3 separate regions of the Mus musculus genome follow, and regions 2 and 3 are each linked to region 1. The links are chromatin loops, found by intact Hi-C in ENCODE. Cell type or tissue: heart. All regions are shown on one strand. Links, peaks and the distances in the headings refer to the core of each region. The heading gives the core; the rest is flanking DNA.

What was found. Hi-C counts contacts between places; a loop is a spot of excess contacts. Peaks named below come from ENCODE experiments on the same cell type or tissue, not always from the same donor. Only the 100,000 strongest peaks of a DNase experiment are listed, where the experiment ranks them.
Region 2: it touches region 1 in a loop (2.6-fold over the local background); 2 of 42 quality-filtered maps call a loop at or near these places.
Region 3: a loop joins it to region 1, with 2.1 times the contacts of the local background. A loop is called at or near these places in 3 of 42 quality-filtered maps.

What each region holds. Positions count from the first base shown.
Region 1 is chr9:21,997,142-22,004,694 of GRCm38, reverse strand. Ccdc151 (coiled-coil domain containing 151) reads left to right here and starts at 2,061. Exons shown (of 13, transcript NM_029939.3): 1 at 2,061-2,449; 2 at 6,529-6,650; 3 at 6,732-6,809. The coding sequence starts at 2,221. Prkcsh (protein kinase C substrate 80K-H) reads right to left here and starts at 1,707. Exons shown (of 18, transcript NM_008925.2): 1 at 1,607-1,707; 2 at 1,158-1,296; 3 at 902-1,018; 4 at 102-197; 5 at 1-4. The coding sequence starts at 1,236. In heart, for the core only: a CTCF peak has its summit at 2,105; a DNase peak (open chromatin) is centred at 1,924; H3K4me3 peaks cover 2,415 bases; H3K27ac peaks cover 1,590 bases; H3K27me3 peaks cover 87 bases.
Region 2 is chr9:22,066,758-22,074,361 of GRCm38, reverse strand. Zfp653 (zinc finger protein 653) reads left to right here and starts at 2,986. Exons shown (of 9, transcript NM_177318.3): 1 at 2,986-3,313; 2 at 6,171-6,214. The coding sequence starts at 3,021. Ecsit (ECSIT signalling integrator) reads left to right here. Exons shown (of 9, transcript NM_001253897.1): 6 at 622-679; 7 at 788-936; 8 at 1,275-1,380; 9 at 1,782-2,116. The coding sequence ends at 2,038. Gm16845 (predicted gene, 16845) reads right to left here and starts at 3,360. Exons shown (of 3, transcript NR_040407.1): 1 at 3,198-3,360. In heart, for the core only: a CTCF peak has its summit at 3,463; DNase peaks (open chromatin) are centred at 1,891, 2,941 and 3,481; H3K4me3 peaks cover 1,826 bases; H3K27ac peaks cover 1,757 bases.
Region 3 is chr9:22,114,118-22,121,721 of GRCm38, reverse strand. Elof1 (ELF1 homolog, elongation factor 1) reads left to right here and starts at 4,527. Exons shown (of 3, transcript NM_001357311.1): 1 at 4,527-4,612. In heart, for the core only: a CTCF peak has its summit at 3,435 (motif pointing left); DNase peaks (open chromatin) are centred at 2,041 and 4,441; H3K4me3 peaks cover 2,394 bases; H3K27ac peaks cover 1,707 bases.

The sequences.
Region 1 (7,553 bases), core at 1-5,000:
CAGTCTGAAGCAAAGGTAAGGGCCAAGAGCAGAGTGGGTGAGGTCTCCCCCTGGCTGGCCCGACCTTCCCCAGATCCTGGGAGGACCCGCACTGCACTTACCACATACCCCATCATTGACCCGGCTGGAGAGGATGTACAAGGGCTTGTACCCAGTGTTGGTGCAGTGAAAGCTGCCATTGGGACAAGCAGCTGTGCCTACAGGAAAAAAAAAAAGTTTGATGCGTGTTCCCCACGCCACATTTGTTTGTGGGGGGCTCCAGCAAAGTAAGTGTAACTCGGGTGTGGTGGTGCACGTCTGTAATCCCAGCACTCTGGTGGTGATCACAGGATAACCCGTGGTCCAGGTCATTCTCAGCTACACTGTGTGCTCAAGGCCAGGCTGGGCCACCAGAGACTGTGTCTCCAGAACAAAAATAAACTAAAGCACAACCAAGAAGAAACTGTATCTTCAGGGGCCAGCAACACAATCCTCCAGTATTCCCCAGCTTCTCCGGAGGCCCTTCAAAAAGGCCAGGCAACTCCCCTCCACTCCTCTTTGCCTTCATCAATCCCTAGAAGGCCATTCAGTTTCCCTCCTCCTCCCACTTCTGAGAGGGTCTTCTGTTGGCTCTTCCTGACTCGAAACCTCACCTCCTCCTGAATGCCATTCATGGTTCCTGCAATGACATTTGCTGACTTGGTCATACACCTGGACATTTGTTCCTTTGATAGGGAATGGAAACCAGGACTGGCACCTACAAACACTGCCCCTCAGCTAATCCAAGCCAACAGGGATCTTGTTTCTGTGCCTGCTTCTGCTCACTGAGCAGGAAGCAACAGGAGAGTGAGATCCAAGTTCTTTGGGGCATCTGCGCTTAGCAGGCTCATTTAATGGGCGATGGGCAAATGCAAACGCTCACCAGGCTCATCTGAACCGTCCTTACAGTCGCAGTAGTCGTCGTTCACCTGATCGAATGGGATGGTGGCTGTGCCGTCCAAACAGGTGAAAGGTTTAGATTCTTCATAGAAGTGATGGTCTGGTGAGGGAAACAAGAAGCTCTGCTCAGATCTTAAATAAATATTACCTCTGTCCCACTCACTCACCAGCTGAAATGCTACGGGAAACGGAGGAAAAAGGCTGAAACGCCCCTCCCGATGCACAAAGAAGAGACTCACTGCTGAGGGAAACGCCCCGGGGTCTCTTAACTTCTACAGCCCAACAGAGGGGTAGTAGTAGTAGCAGCAGCAGCAGCATCCCGTCCGGGCCGAGACCGGAAGTGTGTTATGCGGCAGGAAGATACGCGATGGCCTCTCACTGTAGGAAAGAATGAAGAAGCATCTAATCATTGGGAGAAGGCAGCTTACCCAAGACCGGCCTCACCACTGCTTCCGGAAAAGGAGGGCACAATCGGAGTTGGAAGTGCAAGGGCAAGGGGCGTCTCTCCGCCCCGAGCCAGTGGAAGAGTCTCAAAGTGAACTCAAAACCATAGGTCTCTCGGTAAAGAGGTGAAATGGGCAACTCCCGCCAAAGGTTCAAAGGATTTACGATCCCTCCACACCACCCACCCTGCTGCAACCTATAAGAAACTAGGGTGCCTTCCTCCCATCGCTACTTCATCACCTACGCGAGGTAGAGGCAAAGGTCAATAGCCACCACACCAGGTTAGCTCAGCAGCCACGGTTCCTGCAGTAGAATAAGAGAACGGAACGCTCCGGATACGTCACTTCCGTTTTGCTCATCCCTCTTGGCGAACGGCAACTCCGGGACGCCATGTTAGGAGTGGCAAGAGTGCGTGTGCGGGCGCTGAGGCGGCCATCTTGAGTAGGAACATGAAGACCTAACCTTAGAACAGATCGGAAGTGTAGCGCTTAATGGCGGCGTAACGTGCCTCCATCTTGGGAGTGGCGGGTTACTGGCCACTGCCAGCGAACACGCAGGCGTCACGTGACCGCTACGCTCGCGCCTCTCTTTCGCTGGGCCTCTTTGTGGGACCGCCCCTCCGAACCGAGTCAGCCAATAAGAGCAGTGGAGTGTAACGCGGGCGGTTTCCTTGGGAACGTGGGCGGGGGGAGGAAGTTACTTAGCAACCGGGAGATGCTAAGAGGCCCGCAGCCAGGCAGTTAGCAGAAGTGCATTCCCAGAGCCTAGGGAACCAGCGTTTAGGATCCTGGATTATAGAGGCCAACTTGTAGTTATTCTCCTACCCCTTAGAGGCTTCCCGACCTTAACCCGATCACCATGACGTCCCCCCTGTGCTGGGCAGCCGCGACCACCACGGTGACTAGCCCGGAGCAAGCTCCAGCGCCCTCTTCCAAAGCCAAAGGCAGTAAGGTTCACCGAAGCAAGTCTATGGGCCGGGCACAGGCCTGGCCTGCACATCATCCCAAGTCAGCAACCTCCTTCCATGCAATGAAGTCTTCTGTGCACGCACAGGTGCTTGAGTTACAAAGAAAAATCCAACTGTTAGGTAAGTATGGCTGCAGACTGCACCGAAGGATCCGGGATCAACCGTGCCCACCAGGTCTTCTGAGTAGGCGCTATGTGTTTCTCCAGCACGAGTCTATGTGACCAACTTGAAACAAACACTCAAATCTTATCTTTCTTTCCCATTTCTTTGTACTATTACCTCTTCTAATGTGCATATGGGTGAGTGAAAAGCACAGATTCTAGAGTTTGTTTTTCTTTATTTATTGTTCTGTTTTGCGTTTCTGTGGGCAGAGTGCAGTACTCTCAGATGCCAGGAGAAGGCATTGGATCCCTTGGAGCTAGAGTTACAGGTGTTTATGAGCTGACCAATGTGGGTGCTTGAGACTAACAACCTTCCTCGCTCTGCAGGAGCAGCAAATGTCCTTAACCACTGAGCCATTATCCCTCCCACCCAAATTTTATTTATTTATTAAATTATTTTTGAGAGTTAGCCTCATGTGGCCCAGGCTAGCTTGAACTCAAAGGAGACCTAGCTCCACCTTTTTGGGTGATTGGCATGTGCCACCATGCGGGCATCATGCGGTGCTGAGGCTGGAACCCAGGGCTCTATTCATGCTACTCAAGCACTTTGCTGAGTTATATCTTCAGCCCAAAGAGAGTTTGTTTCTCTGGGGTCTGAATCCTTGCTCTGCATAAAAGTTGTTTGATCTTGGGGAACTTAGAGTCATCTAATTGTACTCAGTTTTTCCACCTGTAAAATGGGCATAGTAACTGCACAGGTAGTACTTGACATTCATAAAATGCTCATATAGTGCATTGTTAAGTAGTAGAAAGTAAAAACTAGTGGCTTCCCTGGAGGGGGAGGAGATAATGCTGCCCTTCCCAGAGACTATTTAGCAATGTCTGCAGACTTTTTTATCATTTTGCTGAATGCAGGAGGGTACTACTCCAGTTTATTAGGCATAGGCGAGGAGAAGGCTTTACATGTTATTAGGCCTAATACAGCCCCCACAGCAAAGAATTATCAAGACCAAATATTGCTTATGCCACAGTTTGGAAAAGCCTACTGTGATTTTGCTCATATTATTAAGAAGAAATCTTAAACCTGATAGTGGTGACATACGTCTTTTTTCTCAGTACTCAGCATGCAGGAGGCAGAGGCAGGCAGATCTCTGAGTTCAAGGCCAACCTTGTCTATAGAGTGAGTTCCAGGACAGCTAGGGCTACAAAGAGAAACCCTGTCTCAAAAAAAAAATGAAAATAAATAAATACATAAAAAATAAAAATACTGTAAATTAGACATGGTGGCCCATGTCTGTATTGAACACTTGGGAGGCTACGGTTGGATGATTGGCATTCGTTTGAGGACAGTATTGAGTATCTAGTGAGTTAAAAGCTAACCTGGGCTACAGAGTAAGACTCTGTCTGAAAAAAAAGAAAGAGAGGAAAGAGAGGAAAGAACAAGGAAATGTAGGTCGGCAAGATGTCTCATCAAATGAGGACATTGCTACCAAGCCTGATGACCTGAGTTTAGTCTCCTGGGACCTTGAATTTCTGATCCTCCTGCCTTTACCTTTCTCATGCTAAGAGAAAAAGGTATGATCAAGCATGCTACCTGATTTATAGGATGCTAGAGATTGATATTTTTATCCCATAATAAAAGAAAGTTAGGGGCTGGAGAGACAATGTTGTTGGTTCTGTTTGTTTGTTTGGAGACAAGGTCTCTGAAGGTAGCCTTGGCTGCCCTGGAACTTGATTTGTAGGCTTGGCTGGCCTTGAATTTAGAAACCTGCCTGCCAAGGTCTTCTGAGTGTTGAGGCTGAAGTCGCGCCTCCACACCGGATTGCTTATTCATTTTGTTCTGCTCATTGCTCAAGATCACACTCAGGGCCTCATACAGACGAGGCATGATCTACAGCCGTCACTATATGGGTTTGCTCTTTTAAAAAAATACTTTTTTATCTTATGCGTGTGAATGTTTTGCCTAAATGTATGTCTGTGTACCATGTGTGTTCCTGGTGCCTTTGAAGGTAGGAAAAGAGTATCAGATCCCCTGGAAATGAAGTTACAGACCATTGTGAACTGCCTTGTGGGTGCTGGGAATCAACCTCTGGTAAAGCTGGCCTCTTAACTACTGAGCCATTTCTCCGGTCCCTGATTTTTGCTTTTTGTTTGTTTATCTTTTGTTTTCTGAGACAGGATCTTATTGTATAGCCCTGGCTAGCCTCCAACTCACAGAGATCTGCCTGCCTTTGCCTGCTAAGTGACCCACCACATCTATTTAGCTCATAAGGTTTTTGATTGATGTGGAATACTTATACATGTTTATGGGATGCAGAGTTGTATTATAGAACACTGTATCATAACTAGATTGTGGTAATTGGCGTTGTCATCATCAGACATCACTGATATTATTGTGTGGGGCATATAATCCTTTGTATAGCTATTTGGAAACACATGAGATGTTTTCTGCTGTTATTATTCTACTATGCCTTAGGGCATCAGAATTCATCCCATGTGTACCCTCTCTCAACAGTCAGGGACCATTACACTGGCTTTGTGGTGTATACCAGGAGGCTGAGACTGAGGCTGAGGCAGGAGGACCCAGGTAGCCTGAGCTACGTACTGAGACCCTATTTAAGGAAACCAAGCAAAAGATGGATTGCAAAAGAGTTTGAGTACCAGGAATGGTGGGGCACACCTAGCATCTCAACACTTGGGACTTGGAGACAGAAAGATCAAGAGTTCAAGGCTAGGGCTGGTGAGATGGCTCAGTGGTTAAGAGCACTGACTGCTCTTCTGAAGGTCCTGAGTTCAAATCCCAGCAACCACATGGTGGCTCACAACCATCCGTAATGAGATCTGACACCCTCTTCTGGTGCATCTGAAGACAGCTACAGTGTTCTTAGATATAATAATAAATAAATATTTTAATTTAAAAAAAAAGTTCAAGGCTAGCCTAGGCTACAAAAGTGAGTTCCATACCAGCCTAGGCTATAAGAGACTTTCTCTGAGAAAAGCAAGACCAAAGAGGGTGATGGTGGTGGAGAGATGAGAGTACACAATTGTGAGCACTTGCTTCAAAATCCTGCAGAGCAGAATTTCAGTGTGAGCACAGAAGCAGCTGGGTGTGCCTGTAAGTGCCGGTGACCTCAGCTGCTGGCCGGGTAGAGAACGGAGCTTCACTGGGACTTCTTGACTTTCAGCCTAGCAGATGTTCCAGCCCCAAAGTCACAGAGAGACCCCCACCTCCAAAAGGAATGGGTGGGAGACCAGAGAGATGAGTCAGCAGGGAAGATACTGTTCTTACAGAGGACCCAAGTGCAGTTTTCAGCCCCCATACACATGCACACACACACTTAGTTTAAGATCTTAAATTTTAACAATGTATATTACTTTGTTTTAATAATGTATATAACATTTGTCCATCTGTGTGTGGGTCTATGCATAGAAGTGTATGTGTCCAAGGAACCCAGACGAGGAAGTCTGATCCCCTGGAAACGAGGTATAGGCAGCTGTAAGCCACTCAGTTGGATGCTAGGAACTGAAGTCGGATCCTCTGTAGGAAGAGCCCTGGATCTTAACTGCTGAGCCATGTCTCTCCAACCTCCGAAATAGAATCTGTAAAAAAGATAAAAGAATGGGCTAGAACACCAATGTCATTCTGGTCTCCAAGTGATGGGTGTATGCCCCACCCCCACCCCATACATGTGTGGATGCTCTCACACAAACACACTGCTCTTTTTCCACTCCTCATCCTCCTTCTCTTCCTCCCCCTCCTCCCGCTCCTCTTCTGTAAGAGTCTGGGTCTGTAGCTCAGCTAGCAGGGTGCTTGTCTGGCACACTCCAATCCCAGCTCTGCATGACTTGGATGTAATCTGACAGGTGCACAGCTGCAATCCCAGCTCTTGGGAGGCAGAGGGATGGGGAGCAATACCCAGCCTTGGCTATATGACAAGTGTGTGGCCAGCCCAGGCTACATGGAACCCTATCTCAAAACAAAACTAAAATATACAAACAAACAAACAAACAAACAAAAACACCACCACTACCAAGTAGATCTTCTCTCTGGGAAGTGCCACCCACCTACCTAGTGACAGTGACCTCTGTCTGCCGCAGAGGGTGACCGGAAGGCCTTTTATGAGAGCTCCCAATGGAACATGAAGAAGAACCAAGACACCATCAACCAGCTTCAGGAGGAGACCAAGGCTCTCCACGTGCAGCTCAAAGACCTGCTGCAGGTGAGGTGCACAGGTGAATGGCAGGGTTTGGGGCAGCAAACAAGTGACCTGAGGAAGTGACTGGGCTTCTCTCCTTGGCAGGGAGACTCGAAAGTGATTCAAGCAATCATTCAGGAATGGAAGTCAGAGAAACCGTTCTTGAAGAACAGGACTTGTGAGGTTAGCCCGGCCATCACCATCCCGCCATTTCCTCCACACTGGACTTTCAGCTTCCCTGAGCTGTCTCTCTAGGTTTTCTCCTTATCAGCTGCTGATCATTTATTCACTCAATGAAAAAAATTAATGTTTATTTTCATATATGCGGTCTCAGGTGCCTCAGAACATATGTGGAGGTCAAACAACAACTTTTGGGAGTTGGTTCTCCCCTACCACGTGAGCTTTGGTGAGTGAGCTCCAACCATCAGGCTTAGAGGCAAGCACTTTTACCCACTGAGCCATCGTATTGATCCATCAGTAAAATCTTTATTAGATGTAAACCTGTAGTGTTAATGTTGGTGACCTTGCGGTGATAAACCAGAAAAGGTGTGTCCTAGTGGAAGACTGGCAGGTGTTGTGTGGAGGGTTGCGGGCCTCCATTCTCAGTACAGAGAGGCCTAGGCAAGAGGAGCAGGAATTCACTCTGCAGCCCAGGCTTCCTAGCAAGACCTGAAGACCAGACTTGTAGGGGCTCTCAGTCAGGAGAGATGGTTCAGGAGTTAATAGAGCATATTGCTCTTGCAGAGAACCCAAGTTAGATTTCAAGCACCCACTTGAGGCTGCTCATGCCTGGATATAACTCTAGCTCCTCATCTAATGGCTCTGTCCTCTGAGGACAATGCACACATTTGCACATACACATAATTAAATATTAAATATGGAAACACATTTTTACAAAGAAAGCGGAGCTGGGTGGTGGTGATGCAC
Region 2 (7,604 bases), core at 1,260-6,259, 68 kb before region 1:
GCTCCTGTCTTTAATCCTAGCTCTTGGGAAGCAGAGATGCCTGGATCTTTCTGAGTTAAAGGTCAGCCTGGGCTACATAGTGCTTCAAACAAAACAAAAAACCACTGACGGGCCAGGTGTGGCCCGTACATAGGGAGCTCTATGTCAGCCAGAGCTACACAGGAGTCTCTGCCTTATTCCCTGTTGGGATGGAGCTGGGGGTATGGCTCAGTGGTAGGACACCTGCTTTCCTTGTTCAAGGCTTGTGGTTCCATTCCTAGTGAGTGACAAAAGAGAGAAACTTGGCTTTATGCTGTATGCTAGGCAAGCACTCCCCAGCCGAGTCAAGCTCTTGATACCATCTGAAGAACTGTTACTTTCTGTCACTGCCATTTTTGCGCATGGATAAACTGAGCTATGTAGGTACAGTGACTTGGATTAGCTCACTGCAGGCTGAACTTAGGCTGATGGCTTCTGGGTAAACTCTCAGTGTTGGCACTCTGGTCAAGCTGGCTACAAAGAAGCAGAGAAAGGCTACTTGTAAAGACGTGGTGCAGTCGCCCAGGAAGCACCCCTTCCCTCCCTTTGCTCTTAGGCTCCCCTGTAGAGGTTGGGGAGTCACCGCCCTGCTCTTCTTTGCAGATGTCTTTGCCCAGTGACTCGACAGGCATGGAAGATCCCACACAGCCTCACATTGTAGGTAAGGCCCCAGCCTATCCCAGTTTCTGCTGGATCCCTCTGGGCCCACTAAATGAGCTCCTGGGCCTTTTGCTGCTAAGGCACCAACAGGTTCTCATCTCTACACCAGGAATCCAGAGTCCAGATCAGCAAGCTGCCCTGGCCCGCCACAACCCATCCAGGCCTGTTTTTGTTGAGGGCCCCTTCCCTCTCTGGCTTCGTAATAAGTGTGTCTACTATCACATCCTAAGAGCTGACCTGCCACCTCCTGAGGAAGAGGTGAGTTACTGGCCAAAGCATTTGCTGCCAAGCCAGACCACCTGAGTTTGACCCCCAGGGCCCATGTAGAAGGAGAGATCTCACTCCTACAAGTTGTCCTCTGAATTACACAGGGGTATGCATAAATGTTTACCCAAAAAAAAAAAAAAAAAAAAAAAAGGCAAGGCAGGCCGAGCTCTCTGAGTTTAAGGCCAGCTTGGTCTACACAGCAACTTCCAGATTAGCCAGAACTACAGATTCTGTGTTGGGGGTGGGGCTGGCACTGTCCTGAAGGCTCAGCTGAGGGACAGGTTTTGTGTTCTGGCCTCTAATCCTGCCTGCTCTCTTGCCTGAGGTAGAAAGTAGAGGAGATCCCAGAAGAATGGGAGCTGTACTACCCACAGAAGCTGGACCTGGAATATTCAAGGAGTGGTTGGGACGACTATGAGTTTGACGTGGATGAAGGTAAAAGCAGGTCTCAACACAGCACATCTGTGTGGTGGCCATTTGTCCACGCTCCACAGGATGAGGGGTCATATGCCCCCCAGGGTACCTCTCCTTGGCTACTCCCTCTCCCCTTTGTACTATCTTTTAAGGAGCATTCTATACTGACTAGTGATGTGACCAGAATACGCGCAAGCCTCAGGTCAGCAGGGAACAGTCAAGTTATATGTGGGGAGTTGGGAGGAGGCACATGGTAGCCTCCAAGTTAGGGCTCAAACTTAGTCTCTTGATAGTATCTGAGCAGCGGGTGGCATGGCCAAGGGAAATGTAGAACATTTATGTGGCACAGGGAGCTGGCTGTGAACTCATGGAGGTGCTCAGAGTACGTCACAGTGGTGAGACACAAACTCTTCTCCTAACAGTGACAGAAGGCCCTGTCTTCGCCATGTGCATGGCTGGTGCCCATGATCAGGCAACATTGATCAAGTGGATCCAAGGCTTGCAGGAGACCAACCCAACCCTGGCACAGATCCCAGTGGTATTCCGCCTGGCCAGGTCCACGGGGGAGCTCCTGACAACTTCAAGGCTGGAGGGACAGTCCCCTCCCCACAGTCCTCCCAAGGGGCCTGAGGAAGATGATGAGACCATTCAGGCAGAGCAGCAGCAGGGGCAAAGTTGAGTCAGATAGAGCTGGCATGAGGAGAAAAGACTGGGCTGGTATGAAATAATATGGAGAAAATAAAAAAATCAAAACCTCTTCCCTGGCCCTGTGGCTTCCCTTCGTATGTTCTGCATGGGCTCTTTTGGGTTTACCACCTTGGGACCCTTTTTTAAACTTGTCTTTTCAAAAATTCCATTTATAGATGGGCGTGGTGGCACACGCCTTTAATCCCAGCACTCGGGAGGCAGGCAGACAGATTTCTGAGTTCGAGGCCAGCCTGGTCTACAGAGTGAGTTCCAGGACAGCCAGGGCTACACAGAGAAACCTTGTCTCGAAAAACCAAAAAAAAAAAAAAAAATCCATTTATATATTTATGGTATGGGAGGGATGTGTGGAGGTCAGAAGACCATTTGCTGGAGTCTGTTCCGATATATGACCCTGTGAATCTCGGAAATGTAACTCAGATTGTCAAGTATGCCAGCCATCACCTTACCTGCAGAGCCGACTTGTTGGCCTTTAAAAACATCTTTTAAATGTATTTACCTTTATTTTATGTGCATTGGTGTTCTGCATGTATATATGTTTATGTGAGAATGGTAGATCTTGGAATTACAGACAGTTCTAGCTGCCATGTAGGTGCTGAATTTGAGCGCAGGTCCTCTGGAAAAGCAGTGAGTGCCCTTAACCAGTGAGCCATTTCTCCAGCCCTTTTGAAAAAATCTTTAATCACATTGCCGAAGAATTCAATAGAGAGGCAAGGATTACCTGAGTTTCAGTACCCAGTGCCTCTACCTCCCAAATAACTGACTTGTCAACAGAACGCACTTCCATGGCCTGGGCCGGACGGACTACGCGCATGCGCAGCTATGGCTAGTTGTCCCCGTTTGGCGCCGCGGGCAGAGAAGACCCTGTGAGAAATCTCCCGGCGGCGCAGACTAGGCGCGCCACTTCCGGTCGAGGCTCCTAACAACGGGGGAGGCCGGTAACCAGGGAGGGGGGGATGGCGGAGCGGGCTCCAGAGCCCGGGGCGGAGGCGGAGGCGGGCGCAGGCGGGGAGGCGGCGGCAGAGGAAGGCGCGGCAGGCAGAAAGGCGCGGGGCCGGCCGCGGCTCACCGAGTCGGACCGGGCCCGGAGGCGGCTCGAGTCCCGGAAGAAGTACGACGTGCGGCGCGTGTACCTGGGCGAGGCGCACGGCCCCTGGGTGGACCTGAGACGCCGCAGCGGCTGGAGCGACGCCAAACTTGCCGCCTACCTCATTTCGCTGGAGCGTGGCCAGCGTAGCGGTCGCCACGGGTAAGGGGGCGCGGGGCCGGGAGAGGGAGGGAGGGAGAGAAGAAGCCGGGGGAGGGACGAAAAGGGCAGCGGCCCCGCCCCCGGAGCGTGAAGCCCCACCCCCGGGCCGCCTGGCGGCCCTCGGTCTCGGGCTTAGGCAACCCAGACCCCTCACGCGCCTCCTCGCGGCTCCGCCTCCGACCCATTGACTACCCAATGCAAGCCTGTGCCCCACCCCTCTGCCCGCCTTCGGAAGCTCCGACTGGCCCGTCTGAAGAGTCGACCCGCCTCCACTGGCCTGGCCTGGGGCTGGCTCTCAGGTGTAAACCTCCAAAGGTGCTGGGCACTCTGATTTTCTGCGTATGAGTGCCTTGCCTTCGTGGATATATGTGTACCACGTGCATGAACTACCTGCAGAGGTCAGAAAAGGGTGTCGGATCCCCAGAAACCACCATTGTGAACCACCATGTAGGTTGTGGGAACCAAACCCGGATCCTCAACAAGAAAGCAGCCTTAACCCAGCCACCTGTTTCAACAACCTTGTCAGGGTTACTTGTGTGCATCCTGAGTGCTGGGACTAAAGGCATGTGCCAGGCTTGGTGTGAGGGCACTTTTATTCTTGTGTATGTGTGCGTGTGTGGTGTATGTAGGCCCACATAAGGAGGTGGGAAGACAGCTTTGCAGAGCTAGTCCTCTTCTACCACGTGCCCTCTAGGGATCAGACTAAGACCATGAATGGTTCACCACGCTGTAGTTGTCAGACCTATTGGTAAACTGTCATGTGCAGCTTGCCACACTGAGAAGCAGGCTCTGAAAGTGTAGATGGCCTCTCCTGTTTGAGACTCAAGCATGTCTCTCTCAGTGTCCTCCAGGAAGAGACAAGGACAGCAGAAGTGCCCAAGAGTAAAAACCCCATGCCCTTAAGAACAGCTAGAAGGTGGAGCATTTCCAATAGAGGTTACTCCTGCTGTCTCACAGTGCAGGTGTCCACAGTGGGAAGACAAGCTGGATGCTAAGCCATGGAGGGAAAGCTCACCCTGGGACTCCAGCTGTTGCCCCAGCTTCCCCAGCCAGTAGCTGCATGGTGTGAACACTGGATTGGATATTATCTGTCTGGTTTGCACAGACAGTTCCAGCCAGCCAGGGCTGCATAACGATACTCTATCTCAAATAAAATACAAAATGAAAATAGAGAGCATAGAAAGGGTTTGGCCCATAGTAAGGGTTCAGGTGTAGCGTGTTCTGCTCTTGTCTGCACTCATCTGTATGAATGATTCTTTAAGAGTTGATTCTAGGCCCTGAAGAGGTTGGATCAGTAGTTAAGAGCATTTGTTGCTCTTTCAGAGGGCCTGGGTTTGGTTCCAGTCACCAGCATTGTGGTTCACAACCATCTGTAACTCCAGTTCCAAGGGATTCCATGCCCTCTTCTGACCTCCAAGGGCATCAGGCAGGTGCAGAGACATGAATGCAAGTAAAAACTTATGCACATGAAATAGTAAAATCATTTTTAAGAAGTTATCCAGGCATAGTGGCACATGCCTGTAATTCCAGCATTTTGGAGGCAGATGCAACTAGAGCTTTTTGAGTTTGAGCCCAGCTGGGTCTATATGTTGAGTTCCAGGATAGCCAGGGCTACACAGAGAGACAGAGGTCTCAAAACAAAAACAAAAAACAAAAATACATTGATTCTTAGGGGCAATAACCAGCTAGGAGCAAGGGGTATAACTCAGTGGTGGAGTGTCTCATGTGTGAGAAGCTCTGGGCGCACGCTCTCACACACACACACACACACACACACACACACAACCCTACTAGTTGGGCATATGGCTCCATCAGTAGCTTGCCCATCCTTCATGAAGCTCTAGATTCTTTGCATATTTGTAATCCCAGCACTTCAGAGGAAAGTGTTTGACACATGGTAGTGGAAGGACGCTCCTCCCTCAGGTTATCCTCTGCCCTCCATACACAAGCACTATGGCACATTCCTTACCCTGTAAATAAATGAGTTAACACGTTCTTTTTAAACCAGGAAACCTGGACACAGAAGCATGAGTGGTAAGGGTAGGCCCTGGGCAGCCAGGGAGGAGGAACCTGCAGTTGTCCTCCTGCTCTCCTGCCTGAGTGCTGGGCTTACAGGCGGGAGCTACCACATAGGTTTGTGTGGTTCAGGAAAAGGAAACCTGGGCATTGTGCACTCTAAGTATGTGCTCCAATATTTTGCCTTTTTAAATTTTTTTTTTTTTTTAAAGATTTATTTATTTATTTATTTATTATATGTAAGTACACTGTAGCTGTCTTCAGACACACCAGAAGAGGGCGTCAGATCTCATTACAGATGGTTGTGAGCCACCATGTGGTTGCTGGGATTTGAACTTCGGACCTTCGGAAGAGCAGTCGGGTGCTCTTACCCACTGAGCCATCTCTCCAGCCCCTACTTTGCCTTTTTGAAACAAGGCTTTCCTATATAACCTAAGCTGTCCTTTTCTTGATATAGTCCAGACTAGTCTCAATTCAAGATCCCCACACCTCTGCCTTCTGAGTGCTGGGGAGACAGGCGTGCACCACCTCTCCTGCATCTGTAACGTTTCTAATGATTGACACAAAGGCTGACTACATCCGGGGTATGTGTCCCCCAGGGTAGGCATGGTCCCCTCTCAGCATTCCTTCCACTGTCCCACATCCCATCTACCAGGGACCTCTGAGTGCCAGTGTTCTCTGAGCTAAGGAATGGTGAGACCTCCATTCAGAGCTGGAAAGGGAGCAGGACGACAGACCTTCAGGTGGCACCCAGAGCACATAAACTGCTGTTGTTTTCTATCAGGCCAGGACTTGGCTGCCTGGGCCCCTTGTTCACCCTCACCACCTCTCTGTGTTACAGGAAGCCTTGGGAGCAAGTCCCCAAAAAGCCAAAGCGGAAGAAAAGTAAGTGGAGCCCAGCATGGGGAGGGGTGGGAGCATGCAGAACAGAGCATGCTGGAAGTGGCCAGTAGCCATTCTCGTCCCTTTGCTACACTGTCAGAAGGGAGACTGGGAAGCCAGTCTGGTAGCTGCTCGAGGCAGTATGCTGTGAATCTAAAATAGCCCCACTAAGTATGACCTCAGTGCCTTGCCAAATCCTTGGGTTTTGGGTCTACATCATGCCCATCATGGTGGTTCAAGAGAGAACCACCTGGTGGCAGTGAGCCCTGCTCTGCCTCTTTTTTGATGCATTAGCCTCAAACTCATCCTATGGCAGAGGCTGCCTGTATCCCACGATACTTGGCTGACAGGTGTGTACCACCTGCATCTCACGTGGTGCTAGCGATGGAACCCAGGGCTTTGTGCATAGTAAGTAGGAGCTCTCCAGCTCCCCATCTTAAAAATTGTTTTTACATGCATTTATCCTTTTTTGTGTGTGTACATCACAGGTGTGGGAATCAGAGAACAACTTGCGGGGGTTGGTCTTTGCTTTCTACCACGTGGGTTCTGAGTACCTAAGCTGGGTGGGCCAGGCTTGAGAGCAAGCACCCTTACTCACTCACTCAGCCGTCTTGACTGCCTGCTTGTTTTTTCTGGCTGGTTTTGCTGTGTAACCAAGGCTGGCCTCAAAACTTAAAATGGCCCTGTGTCAGGGTCACAGGCATGCCTAAACATTCCCCTTCCCAGTGTCGGCACACAAGTGAGCTGTAGGTTTCCCTCTGTAGCCCCAGGGGGCTAGGGAGTGCCGAGCTGGCAGTGGAGCATCTGTGGAGGTCCATGTCGCTGACATGAGTCTCACTAGAGTGGAGACCCTGGGCTCACTCCCGCAGCCCAGGTGCTTCTTTTGGCTCTCTCTCCCTTCCAGTCCTACAGGTGGAGGACAGTCCCAACATCATCTTACTATCATAGGCTTCAGCCTTCCTCAGGGCCTTCCTGGCTTCTTTGCTCCCTCCTGCTCCCTGGCAGATGCAGAATTTGGGTTTGCCCCTGGCCAGGAGTTGCCTAGCCAGATTGTGGCAAAGCCAGGATCTAAATGCAGGCATCTGGTTCTGCCATGCCCACCCTCCAGTTCCTTACCCTGTCTGGAAGCTCTTGCCCCAAGGAAGCAAAGCTGATCTATGTTTCTGCCCCTGTGGGGCAGATACTCTACTGGAGAAGACAGACAAGAGGCATCTAAGTGGGTGCCACAGGCAGCCTCTTTGTGCTGTTATAAACAAACCAGAGTTGACTAGCCGGACACTGGTAAGGGTGCCTGCTGAGAAGAGTGTCCATGGGGGAGGTTTCTAAATGAAGGCACTGACAAGGAACCTGTGCAAAGGCCGGGGCAGGGTCATATCTAGCATGTTTGAATGAT
Region 3 (7,604 bases), core at 1,260-6,259, 120 kb before region 1:
GATCCTGCCTGCCTTCCTGAACCTAAGATAAAAGGCCTATCTTTCCTTCACCTTCCTCCTTGCCAGCTGCTGAGTCCTTCCTTCCTTCCTTCCTTCCTTCCTTCCTTCCTTCCTTCCTTCCTTCCTTTCTTTCTTTCTTTCTTTCTTTCTTTCTTTCTTTCTTTCTTTCTTTCTTTCTTTCTTTCTTTCTTTCTTTCTTTCTAAGATCACTGTAGCTGTCTTCAGACAGTCCAGAAGAGGGAGTCAGATTTTGTTAAGGATGGTTGTGAGCCACCATGTGGTTGCTGGGACCTTTGGAAGGGCAGTTGGTGCTCTTAACCACTAAGCCATTTCTCCAGCCCTGAGAGGCGCTTTCTTACAGCTTGCTTGCTCCGTTATTTTTCTCTCAGACTCTATAAACTGTTCCTTGAGCTGAGAAGGATGGGTGGATGGATGGTTGGATGGCTAGACAGACAGACAGAAAGACAGACATACAGATCCTTCTTTGTTCAAGACAGGCTTTCTCTCTTTCTCTATATAGCCTGGCTGTCCTGGAACCAGCTCTGTAGACCAGCCTGGCCTCCTGAGTGCTGGGATTACAGGCTTCGGCACCACTGCCCAAGATGGCAGGTTTTAGTGTGATAGCTCATGTGTGTAATTCTAACACTTGGGAGGCTTATGTAGGAAGATCACTATGAGTCTGAGGACAACCTGGGCTACAAAAGGAATTCCCGGTTAGCCTGGGCTGCAGCGGATCCTTGCATCAATGTCACATTAAGGAGAAAGTAGAAAGAAACTAGTCTTGATTATTTTGACCAGGATAAGCCCAAATTTGAATTCTCCATGTTTCTCTCTGTGCCATATCCGTGTGTGTAGTCTGGGTACCGGCTGGTCGGTAGCCTGCCTGCTGTGTGTGTCTGATCTGTCCCTGTTGTCTGTGCCTGTCTGTCTGTCTGTTGTGTCTGTCCCAAACAAGGGTCTCTGTTCTGCATTTATTGAACAGCACAGAAGCCTGGGCATGGGAAAGGAAGCGGGTTCTGTAGGGAAATGGCTTGCAGAGTTTGCAAGGGGAATTACTTTGCCAGCTTCAGTTACCTAGACTGGCACCAAACACCACAGTGAGGTGACCAGTCTGTGTCCTCAAGTGGCTTCCAATACTTACAGGATATTTGTTTTGTTTAAGATTGCTTTCAACCCACTGGCTGCTTTCAGTAAATGATTACCACACGGCACACACATATCACATATACATACACACATACCACACATACACCACACACACACACACACTTACACCCCCCCACACACACACACTTACACCCCCCTCCACACACACACTGAGTTAATGTAAAAAAAGAAAAAAAGAAGTTAAAGGGCAGAGTGGCATGTCTGTAACCAGCCTAGGATATATGACACCCTGTCCTTAAAAAGAAATCACTTCTGACCCTGATCCTTGAGGCAAAGTCTAGACTCATCCTTGTTTCTCATAGGACATTACGGAGGCCCACACAATTCTCAGCATCATGTTTGTTCTGGTTTGCTCTCTACTGTGGTGATAAACCGCTCTGACCAAGAACAACATAAGGGGGAAAGGGTTTATTAGGCTTGTACTTCCAGATCTCAGTCCATCACTGAGGGAAGTCAGCACAGGAACTCAAGGCAGGAACTGAGGCAGAAGCTGTTAAATGGTGCTGCACATGGGTTGCTCTCCATGGCGCTGTCATCCACCTAGGACCATCTGCCCAGGGCTGGCACCACCCACAGTAGGCTGGGTCCTCTCACATCGATCACGAAGAAAGTGTCCCACAGGCTTGCCTACTGGATAGTCTGATGGAGGCATTTCTCAATTGAGGTTCCCTGTCCCCAGATGACCCTAGTTGTGTGCCAAGTTGAAAAAAACAAAAAAACCAAACCCACATACCCAACACAGGTTGCCAACTAGCTGTGACTACAGCTCGGCCCTTCTCAACTCTCTTGGAAATTCACAGCCACCAAGCCTCTTCCCACTGATTCAGAGGCTCCTGGCAGTCGGAGCTCTGAATCAGCAGTCAGCTTCACCCAATGTCCCTTTTCCCAGAGTCTAGAAAGGAGAAGTGACAAAGTAAATGTCACATGTAGAATGCAAACCAAGTTCCCTATCCAGCTAAGCACCAAATGCTACAAAGATTTCTCAGAGGCACGGCGAGGGACACTGGAGGCTGTGCCATGCCCGCAGATGGACTTCTGTCCAGCTGAGGTGACAGTAGCTACCACTTGCTGGTTTTGAGATCAATGTTGTTTGTCCCCTGCACTTGAAGTGAAACCCAGGGCCCTGTGCATGCTAAGCAAACACTCGACCACGCAATCCACAGTCCCTGGGTGCTTTTTCTTAGATACGGTCTCACCATGTAAACCAGCCTGGCCTCAGACTCACAGAGCTCTGCCTGCCTCTGCTTCCTTGGTGCTGTGTGCTACCACACCCAGTTTATTACTACTGGTGTGTGTGTGTGTGTGTGTGTATGTGCACATATATCATGACACACACATGGAAGCCAGAGAACTACTTGGAGGGACTGGTTTTTCTTCTTCCACCATGGACTCTGGGTATTGAACTCGAGTCACCTAGCTTGCAGGGCAATCATGGTTACCTTGTGAGCTGTCTCTCCACCCCACGGTTGGCTTTTTGAAACAAGAATTCACCGTATAGCTTGGGTTTTTCTGGAGACCACTGTGAAGTTAGGCTGGTCTCTGGTGTATGCAGATTTCTCGTTTCCCAATCCTGAGTGTAGAAATTAAAGGGTCGATTTACCATGCCTATCTTTGATTTTTTTTTTAAGTTTTGGGGGCTGGAGCTAAGTTGCCCAGGCTGACCTTGATCTGTTTAGCCTCTTGCTTCAGCCTCCACAGAGGCTGGCATGACGACTTACAACAAGCCAGGCTAAGACATCGGATTGTTTATTTTAATTCTGTGATTTTATTTATTTTGATACGAGGCATGATGGCTGGCCAAGTCCTTGTGGTTAGGAGTCAAAAGCACGGCATGGTTGAACACACCTGTAATCCCAGCTCAGGAGGCTGAGATAGAAGGATTTCATTGTCAGAATGGGCTATAGAGAGAAACCCTGTGATTGGCTGCCCCAAGCCCCTGCTGCCAGTCTTCCACGTCGCCGCAGACCATGCCCTTGAATTGTGAGCCAGAAGAAACTCGTCTTCTCTCACGCTGCAGGCAAGATATTTCATCAAGTCGGCAAGCTACAGGGTAACATGCATAGACTTATCCCACGTGCATTTGTGGTTTTGTTTTGTTTTTGTGAGCCTCCCACTGTTGCCAAGGTTAGCTTTGAATTATTCACATTAGCCCAGGCTGGTTAAGAACTAGCACAGATCTTGTTTCTGCCTTCTGAGTACTGGGATTTAAGTCCTGAACCACTACACTCCTGTGTGAGTAGATGCTGCCAACCAGAAATGGTCTTCAGAAAAGGCAGTTCCAAGGATGGCACTGCCCCCTATAGGGCATTCTCTTTAAAGCATGCGTAACAACGTGTGACACAGCTAAGCACTTTCCGTGTGTGTGTGTGTGTGTGTGTGTGTGTGTGTGTGTGTGTGTTAAGAATTGCCTTTACCCGCTGAGCCATCTTGCTGGTCAGAGCCTTTAATTAAGAAAAGAAGTATGTACTCAGCAGGTATATTTGTGAGGGTCTGCATGTGAAAGCCAGACCCTCACATCTCTCCATCTTACATATTGATGTAACGCAGTGTCTCTTGAACCCAGAACTCACCTCATCTGGCTAGTCACCGTGCCCTGGGGATCCTGTCTCCTGCAGGCTTGGATTACAGGCGGGTAACCAAGCCTACCTGGCTTTTCTGTAGATGCTAGGGATTCAAGCTCCTGTCTTCAAGCTTACCTGACAAGCGTGCTGGAGGCCCATATAAGGACCCTGGAAGAAGGAAGGCTCACTTTTCTTCGCCTGCTTGCATTTACTTGCCAGTACGTCTGTTGGAACCTATTTCTATTTCTTTACCAGCTAAACCAACTGGCCTCGTGGGACTGAGCGACGAACTACTAGATTCTTGGACTTCCCATTCACAGCTGACCATCGTTCGGGTAGTTGGACTACAGACTGTTAAGTCATCACAATAAATCCCCTCAATATAGAGACATTCCATAAGTTCTGTGACTGTAGAGAACTCTGACTAGTACAATGTATTTTGACCATTAAACCCCCTTACCCGTTCTCCTGTCTCACAATCCCGCTGATCCCCTCCCTCTCCCAACTCGTCTCTTCTAGGGCTAGGATATTGGAGTGAGCATGGAGGGTAGGGAAAATCTAGGGTTTCAAGGAGGTAAGACAAGTGAGACGAATCCAGGAAGATGATTACAGGTGAGGACCTTAACCAGGATGAGTACAGGTGGAGCCACCGCTCCTCGCGATCACGAACACCCCTAGGATTTTGCTTGTGATTGAGCAGGACTGTGGCGCATGCGCTGTAACAATTGCGCGGAGCCAGGTAGTTGGAGGCGGGGTCTACACGCGCATTTAATTGGTTAAGGAGTGGGCGGGAAACCCAAAGCGATATTTCCGTTTCCGTTAGGGGCCGGAAGTTAGCGTCTCCTGGGTGAAGCGGCCTTGGCTGAGAGGCAGGGCTGGTACAAGTAAGTGTAGGGTCTCGCGGGCGGGCGTTGGGCCGGGCGGACCGGCGCTCTTCTCTAGATCACCCGCAGGGCGTAGAGCTGAGGCCGGGGCATGGCTTTGAGGACGGCCTCGTGGGGAGCCTGACCCCTGGATCCCTGCAGCTGGGCGAGCGGGCGGCGCCACCGAAACCTGGGTGAGGCGGACGCCGTCGCTCTGCCCAGATCCCTTCCCGCCGTCCCGGTCGCCTCGGGACACCATGGCTCGTTCGCAGGCTGCGGTTTGCCGGTGGGATTCTGGGGCCCCACAGAGACAGATTCCGGGCAATTCACTGATTTGTTCAACAAGTAGTTATTAAGTGCCTAAGGTATACCAAGCACTGTGCGTCCTGGGGATACAGCAGTGACCAAGTGAAATCCTTCCTCAGAGATTGATGGGCAGGGTGGCAGACGCCGGAGGAGCTTTGAGGAGTTTTAAGGTGATCGTGAGTTTGTTTTGGATGCTGTGTGTGTGTGCGCGCGCGGGAGAGAGAGAGAGAGAGAGAGAGAGAGAGGCAGCCAACAACTTCACCTGCCAAGCCATCTCCCTTGCCCTATTTTGAAAGTGTTAGAAATCTTTTGTCCTACATTTTTCCCTATATGTGTAGTAGAATGTGTACAGAAGTTAATGGACAACTTGGGAAATACATCCTCGCTTTCCACCTTTACGTGGGTTAGGGTTCCAAATTCAGCTTTTCTGGCTTGGCAGCAGTGCCCATAGCAGCTGAGACAGGATCGACTAAGATGCCCCGCCTGCCCCGCCTGCGATTCCGTTGTAGCTAGCTGGTTGCCAGGGCCAGATGGGAGGGGATGCAAACACATCCACCTAGACAGTTGACAGCTGGGCTCGGCACCAGGCAACGCTTCACCGTGAGGGTTTGGCCTTTCCTTTTGTGTGTCTCACACTTTTGTCTCCGTTGCTCCGGGAGCTTCAGCCATTCGTTCTGAAGTAAAACGACGAGAAAACCCTTCATCTGGCTCAGACTCTTCCTGGCTGTCTTGTCATCAAAGCTGCCTTTTGTCATCTGGAATGACTCCAGAAGAGAAGGTCTTTCCTGATCTCTTTCACCCAAAGTAGCCCCAGCTCAGAGATTTGTATTTCGCTCTAATAGCCTCGTAGAAATAGGATTCATCCAGTTACAAGTTTTCTCAGGAGCCTGTCATCTGTAACTATTAGTACAGATATATTAAAGATTTATTTATTTTTATCTTTTGTGTCTGCCATATCTGGATCCAGGGTATCTGATATGTGACCTCAAAACCCACAGATTGAGGACCCCTGCCCTAGAGCCTTATCCATGCTTGGCTACTATCAGCTGAATTCATCCAGTTAAGCGTGTTCCTGTTGCCAGGTGGTGGTGGCACACGCCTTTAATCCCAGCCCAGGAGAGACAGGGGCAGGTGGATGATAAACTTGGATCTCTGAGTTCAAGGCTAGCCTGGTCTACATAGTGAGTTCCAGGACAGCCAGGGCTACACAGAGAAACCCTGTTGAGTTTTCATGTTAAGAGCTGTAAACCTGCTGGGCGGTGGTGGCACACGCCTTTAATCCCAGCACTCGGGAGGCAGAGGCAGGCGGATTTCTGAGTTCGAGGCCAGCCTGGTCTACAAAGTGAGTTCCAGGACAGCCAGGGCTACACAGAGAAACCCTGTCTTGAAAAAAACAAAACAACTGTAAACCTTTATTTTATTTTATTTTTTAAAGATTTATTTATTGTTAAATGTAAGTACATTGTAGCTGTCTTCAGACGCACCAGAAGAGGGCTTCAGATCTCATTACAGATGGTTGTGAGCCACCATATGGTTGCTGGGATTTGAACTCAGGACCTTTGGAAGAGCAGTCAGTGCTCTTAACCGCTGAGCCATCTCCAGCCCCTGTAAACCTTTATTAACATGGGTTTTTTAATTTATTTTTATCATATATATAGAGATAGACGCTTTGCCTGCATATATGTCTGTGTACTTCCTTTGTTTTGTCTTGTTTTAGACAGTAGATTTAAATTGGTTTTGTTGCCTACACTGGCCTCCAGCTTTCAGTAACCTGAAGTGCTGGGAGTTGCAGAGTGGGCTGGGCTAGCTCAGACTAGACTCCAACTGAGATGAGTTTTCCACCCTCCTCCCTGAGCCTCCTGGGTTCTAGAACTTCTGGCACATGCTAACATGCTGGCGTTTTCCAGTTCTCTCTTTTTAGTGCAAAAGCCAAGTGTGATGGCACATGTGTGCCTTTAATCCCAGGCAGAGACTGCCAGGTCTCTGAGTTTGAGGCGAGCCCGTTCTGCATAGTTAATTCTAGGTCAATCAGAGTTATACAGTGAGACCATGTTTCAATAAATAAATAGCTGAGTGTGGTGCTGCATTCCTTTAGTCTCCATATGTGGACAGCAGAGGCAGGTCTACAAGGTGAGTTCCAGATCAGCCCTGGACTATAGTGAGACTGTTTCGTGGGGGGGTGGGGCAGTAATTGAAAGTCTGTATTTGGTTAGGGGAGGCACATGTCCTATGTCATGCATGTGGACGTCAGAGAACAGAATTTGGGGAGTCTGTCCTCATCTTTCATCTTGTTTCTGGCCCATCTCCATGTAGTCCAGGCTAACTGGTTAGCCAGTGGGTTCCCAGACAATCCTTCCTGTCTCTGCCTCCCACCTCCATGTGAGAATGCCAGGGTTTCAGATTTGAGCCACTGTGCTGGGCCTTGTATAGGTTTCTGGAATTGAACTAGGGTGGCTGTGTTGTCATGGTTTGTACTAAGCTATCTTTCTGCCCTTGACGTCATCTATAGTCACTCTTGGGACTTAATTCCCTCACCCCTGAACAGCATGCATCATTATGTCAGCACCCCCCTCTCTGTCCCTGGTTTCTCTCCAGCCAGCTGCCCACCCTACCATCCTGAGATCCTGAGCACAGGTCGTAAGTGACCTACTTAATGATGAACAGGAAGTTGGAAACCAAGGTTAAAGGCTGTTCTTGGTCCTGTTGC